Linked DNA regions of Mus musculus: region 2 is linked to region 1. Evidence: chromatin loops called from intact Hi-C (ENCODE). Cell type or tissue: left cerebral cortex. All regions are shown on one strand. Links, peaks and the distances in the headings refer to the core of each region. The heading gives the core; the rest is flanking DNA.

The links. Hi-C counts contacts between places; a loop is a spot of excess contacts. Peaks named below come from ENCODE experiments on the same cell type or tissue, not always from the same donor. Only the 100,000 strongest peaks of a DNase experiment are listed, where the experiment ranks them.
Region 2: it touches region 1 in a loop (2.7-fold over the local background); 2 of 42 quality-filtered maps call a loop at or near these places.

What each region holds. Positions count from the first base shown.
Region 1 is chr1:59,098,409-59,101,320 of GRCm38, forward strand. It overlaps Tmem237 (transmembrane protein 237), which reads right to left. Exons shown (of 13, transcript NM_001037812.3): 13 at 2,176-2,790. The coding sequence ends at 2,729. Among named protein-coding and RNA genes, the nearest start is that of C2cd6, 5.0 kb to the left of the region's middle. In left cerebral cortex, for the core only: no CTCF peak of the experiment used is centred there; a DNase peak (open chromatin) is centred at 1,557; H3K27ac peaks cover 201 bases.
Region 2 is chr1:59,169,169-59,172,080 of GRCm38, forward strand. Als2 (alsin Rho guanine nucleotide exchange factor) reads right to left here. Exons shown (of 34, transcript NM_028717.6): 28 at 1,269-1,391; 29 at 669-845. Among named protein-coding and RNA genes, the nearest start is that of Mpp4, 9.0 kb to the left of the region's middle. In left cerebral cortex, for the core only: a CTCF peak has its summit at 1,376 (motif pointing left); a DNase peak (open chromatin) is centred at 1,222.

The DNA of each region.
Region 1 (2,912 bases), core at 94-2,593:
TGTATAGCACAAAACCCCTTCCTCATCATTTATACACACTGATGATGATGATGATGACAACGACAATGATGATGATGAAGACTATGATGATTTTTTTTTTTTTACAGTGCTAAGCTTACTTGCCTTTCTGCTATTTTGGTACTCATCTCTAGAAGGAAATCATCCATTTTACAATGCTCACATCTGACTTTACCTACAAACCTTTCCAAGATCCTTCCATTTCCAGATCTAAGTAGATTAGGAGCCTCGTCCTCCCTTTTCCCTGCTCCCATAAACCTACGCTCCATCCTCAAAGATTCCAATTTGACGGGTCTGATATTGCCATCTACAGTCTTAGCAATTTGCCTTGAATTAATCAATGAGGCTTTTGCAATGAACTTTCCTAAACATCATGGTCAAAAGAATTTTTGACATGCACTGTTGTGTTGTTGCAGGTGAAGGATTTGCAGGTTCGGGGATTGTGTCCTTGCTGGAGTACATCAAGGAATGTGAAATCTAAGTCATACTCTCAGACCTGAATTCAAAGGCCATTCTTCCAGTGTCAGTTATTACGTTATTAACATAGACAGCTTTCTCCAGCTGCAATGTAAGGCTGCATTCTCTATGCTGTTAGGAGCAAACCTAGACACTTAGTTAATACAAAGCTGCTACCTTACTCGTCTGTATTTCAAGTCTGGTACAGATATAACTGAGTCCAAATCAAAGTACCACCAAGACAGTACTGCTTTCTGGAAGACTGCTTCCTTGTTCATCCTTGATAGAATTCCTGAATTCTATGTCTGTTGTATAAGAGTCTGTTCACAGCCTTTCAGGTCACTAAAGGCCCCTCCACCTTTCTAAGCAGAAATATCACAACTGACCAACAGCTCTTTGGTGGAACTGAAAAGGGTTTAGTCCTTTAGAAAACATCCCCTGGCTATGCTGAGCCACGCGCAATGAAGGATACTTTCCCCATTTCAAAGCTCGTATCCCTACTCACATCTGCAAAGCCACTTTTGCTGTGAAAAGTCCTCATGGACTCCAGGAATGAGAGGGGCCATGACTTAGCCAGCAACACCCCCACCCTGACAGCACCTTTCCCCACTCCTTGATGACATATTCAGATATGACAGGCCTCAGCTCAACATCTCTGCAGTTGCTGCGAAGCAGACGATGAAGTACACTCCCAGCTGCTGCCGACATGGGGATCACTGCTAATCAGTGAGGACTCACACTGGCAGGAACGCCAGAAGTGCATGTAGTTACAATTCTACAACACAAGTGAATACCCATTCGGCGACGCTGGCTTGACAGATCGTAAAGGGTATTTCTAGCATGCTGCTGGCATAGACCAAATCCTCAAGAACAGCCACCTCAATTGCCAAACTGTCACTCATCTTCTATACATCATTCAGTTGTGTGCTGATCTGGGAGGCCCAGTAGTTTCAGGGATGTGTCCAACAGCCTTTGAGTCACCTTCTCTTCTAGCAGGTCTTCACACTGACTTAAGCTGTTGGGGCTCACAGACACCAGCTGAAGAACCATTTGAAATGTGTTAAGACAGCTTTTTTCCATGCAGAACCCAGCCCAAGAGTGGAATTTCCCAGAAACCTAGAGTTATCTGACAGAGAGTGTGCAAATGAAGGTGACCTTCCACTCACGTTTCCTGTGACTCCCGAGAAGAACCCCTCAATCTCAGCATTCAAGAGGCTGGGGAAGGAAGATCGGGAAGGAGTTTAAAGTCAGTCTGGACTACAGCCCAACCCCCTTCCTCAGCAAACTAGCAGAAACAGAAGGACTAAGGAGGTGGCTCAGTGGTAGAGCCCTTGCCTCCTAGACTAAAACCCCAGGTTTGAAATCGATCATATCAACTGTAAAAGTCAGCACAGAGACTCTCCAGAGATGAGTCCAAAGTCAAGTCTGAGCAGGCTCATGGTCCGGCTTTTCTTTTGCTGTGTCTGAGTTTGTTGTGCTGCTTTTGGTTTCTGAAATGGGCTCTCAGGTCACTCAGGCTGGACTCAAACTTGCTGAGGGTGGCACTGAGCTCCTGATCCCCTGCTTCCGCCACCCACATCCTAGCTTATAGGAGCTGTGACACATTCTCCTAACGCTCCCTATAGACTCTGATGAGGTTCCTATAGGACCAGAGAGGAAAATAACTGGCGCAGACTTTAAAAAGGAAAAACCTTCAGTTAATAAAGCTTGTCAAAGAGATGTATTTCTGTTTTATTAGCTATAAAGCATCTTTCAATTCAAATGACGACATAATTATTACATGATACACAAAGCTAGCAGATTCAGAAAACACAAATTATATACTTCAGTATGTTCAATAAGACATCAAAAATATAAAATGAAAACATTTTCCCATCTTCCCCATTTTCTAAATTTACATTTTAACTTGATGTATATTTTATAACACTGAAGTTAAGGCTTTTCTACATTGGTGCTTTTTAGATAATAATTATAAATTTAGCAAATTTGAGAGAACAGGAAACAAACAGATCACCTGCTTTTTTTTATTTTATTTTTATTTTTTTTTAGCTCATTATCTCCTGTATCACTAAGGTGATAATAATAAAGATGTTAGTTTGGTATAAGGACCAGATAAAATTGAAACATTTTTCATAATCTCCAGTAGCATTTCAGCATTATGTAACAAAAGCTCAATTGTAAATACATGTATCTTATAAAAATACACTTAAAAACACGAGTGGGGAGCGCAGGCGCCACTGCAGGGAAGGAGCGGCTATGGAGAGGCTTTGGTTCCTGTCTCAGGGTGCTCGTCCACATCAGAAAAGAACATTAACTCTGGAGAAGAGAGAAACATAGCATACTTAGAACATTCTCAGCTCCTCAGAATAGCTTTGCAGCTGCTGGAAAGCATTTAGGCATAGAACTCATATACAAGTATGAATTATTCAGGGAGTTTT
Region 2 (2,912 bases), core at 224-2,723, 71 kb after region 1:
GTGGTTTTTATATTGGCAATAGCAGCTACTATATCCCAGGGGGTTTTGTCATCCTATAACCTCAATCTACATCCAATAACTGCACACTACAGTCCAGAGTAGGTCCTTCATTTACACATTTATCACATTTTTATTACTAAATTATTCCATTGAAAAAATAACTTCCCAACAAAAATGTATACACTTTTTTGATAGCGTGAATATATGGCTCTTAAGTGGACTGGAATCAGCTCTATCACCACTCTAGAGAAAGGATGATAACCATCCCTGGAAGGAGAACCCATGCCTGAGATAATATGAAAATGTTTAAGTCTAACACTTTCAATTGCAAATGACGTGGGACGGATAAAAGGGAAGGAACACCAAAGATTTAAAGCAATTAACTTTTTCTAAGGAATGGGAGTATAAATTACACATCTTTATTAGCTAAGACGAGCCATTTAGTTTTTATATGATTATGTAAAAACCCATGTTCAGATATAAAGGAACTTCATAACCACCTTTGGACCCTCTCAGAAATGAAGATCATTAATCTGTGCTGACAGGGCAGATGAGCAAGCTGAGAAACCACACGCACATACACACAAGTAGATGCCAATAAATTCTTGGCAGTGCTGAAGGAATTTTCAATTCAAACTTTTGGTTCTGCTCACAACCACAGTACCTACTTCTGTACTCCAAGGAAGCCCAAGAGAGCAATATCTGGCTGCTTGTTTAGTCGAAGCACACATTCCCAGTAAATGTCTTCCTCTCGGTCATTATCCAGGGCATAGAGCATGAAGAGAGGTGGGTAGAGCCGTGGCAGCAGCACCGGAAGCAGTAAGCCAGAACTTGTTACTACATAACTACAAACAGAAGTGGGAAGGAGGCACAAGAACACTAGTCAGAGATGGCGCTTCCTTATGGACTGCAAGGTTCACAGGATGGTTTTGCGAGTGCTGCTTGATACAGGTAGAGTTGACTGTCTTGAACCAACTGCCAATTCTTTTGGATGACCAGAAAGCAAACTGAGAATCGCTTTGATTCCATCTTGAGGCTGCTCTTGCAGGGTCACCTAACTCGGCACAAATTGCCTTTGCTCAGCTGCCTTCCTGACTGACCACATGTGGCTACTCCCTCCCTGACAGCAGCTAGTACCACGAGGAAGCTAGACAGCCACTGAGGACATGAGGAAACCGGGCCTGGGGAAAGCAGCCATCTTTGAGGTTCTTCGGGAGTCCGTGCAGCATTCACACCACATCCTCACTACCTCACCCAGCTCAACTCACCCTGGTTCTGGTGACTCGGATCTGGAATCCGATTTTCCAGTACAGAAGGATCTCCTTCCAGTGGGCAGAGGAGCAGAAAGAGGAATTGTGCTGCCCTCCTCAGGAAGCTCAGGAAACAAGAACCTAAGTGAAAATCGAAAACAAGCCATAAGATTCTAGGTCCTCTGGAAGACCCAAAGGCAGTTGAAAGAGTCAGAAGCAAATATTAGCACCCGACCTATGGGCAGAAGCTGCTGACCCCTGTGGTTGAATTAGGGAAAGGCTGGAAGAAGCTGAGGAGAAGGGCAACCCTATAGGAGGATCAGGACCCCTGAGATCTCTCAAACACTGGACCACCAACCAGGCAGCACACACCAGCTGATATGAGGCCCCCAAAACATATACAGCAGAGGACTGCTGGGTCTGGGTTTAGTCAGAGAAGATGCACCTAACCCTCAAGAGACTGGAGGCCCCAGGGGGTTTAGAGGTCTGGTGGGGTGGGGGGATGGGCAGTGAGGACATCCTAGTCAAGACAAGTGGGTGGGGAGGAGGTATGAGATGTGGAACAGTTGGAGGGTGGACCGGGGGTGGGGGGAGAATAAAATCTAGAGTGTAAATTTAAAAAATAAGTAAAAAAATAAGAGAATACATGAAAATGATGACATACAATGTTTCCAAACTAAAAGAAAGCACATAAAAAGCAGAACGGACTGAATGCGTTTTGTAATTGACGGTTCTTAAAACTTTCTTTTTGTCTTCCTAGAAACAACTGTTTACCACCCCAGGGATTTAAAGCAAAATGTGTATGGGAAGAGTAAAGTAATAAAGTAATACGTTTCTGGTTATCCGCAGAGAGAAACACATTCATGCACACTGCACTGTGATCTGAGTAGCATCTACGTTAAAGTTCTTTTCTTTTCTTTTCTCCCCCCCCCCCCCCAAGACAGGGTTTCTCTGTGTAGCCCTGGCTGTCCTGGAACTCACTTTGTAGACCAGGCTGGCCTTGAACTCAGAAATTCACCTGCCCCTGCCTCCTGAGTGCTGGGATTAAAGGTGTACAACACCACTGTCCAGCTTAAAGAACTTCTCTTTCAGTTATGACAAATTGTACTGTATAATGTGAAAATGTTCTGTGAAAATACATAAAAGTAATGACATACAATGTTCCCAAACTAAAAGTGAGCATGTGAAAAGCAGAACGGACTGAATGTGTGGTGCTTCCTACAGAATGGGAACGGAGTGACTGAGTGACAGTTCCAAAATCCCCCAAGCAGGGGCTCATCTGACTAAGGAATTCTCTACCCGAAGTCAACTTGCATCAACTCTAATCAGAAACTCAAACCAGAATATAACCCCAACTGAACTACAGAGATATAAATTTCAGAAATCTTCTCTAAAATGCAGACTTGCTGCTGAAAGTTAGTTCTTCAAATGATAATGGACTAAATTTCTGACTACTCCCTAGGTTTGCTTTTCTCCATGCCTTGACGTGAGTTCTAGAGAAGTGGTCGTCAACCTGTGGAGCAGGGGTTGCACATCAGATAGTTATGCTACACTCCTAACAGTAGCAAGTGACAGTTAGGAAGTAGCAGCAAAGGAATGTTACGGGGGAGGAGGCCACCACAACCTGAGGAAGGAACTGTATTAAAGGGTTGCAGCACGGAA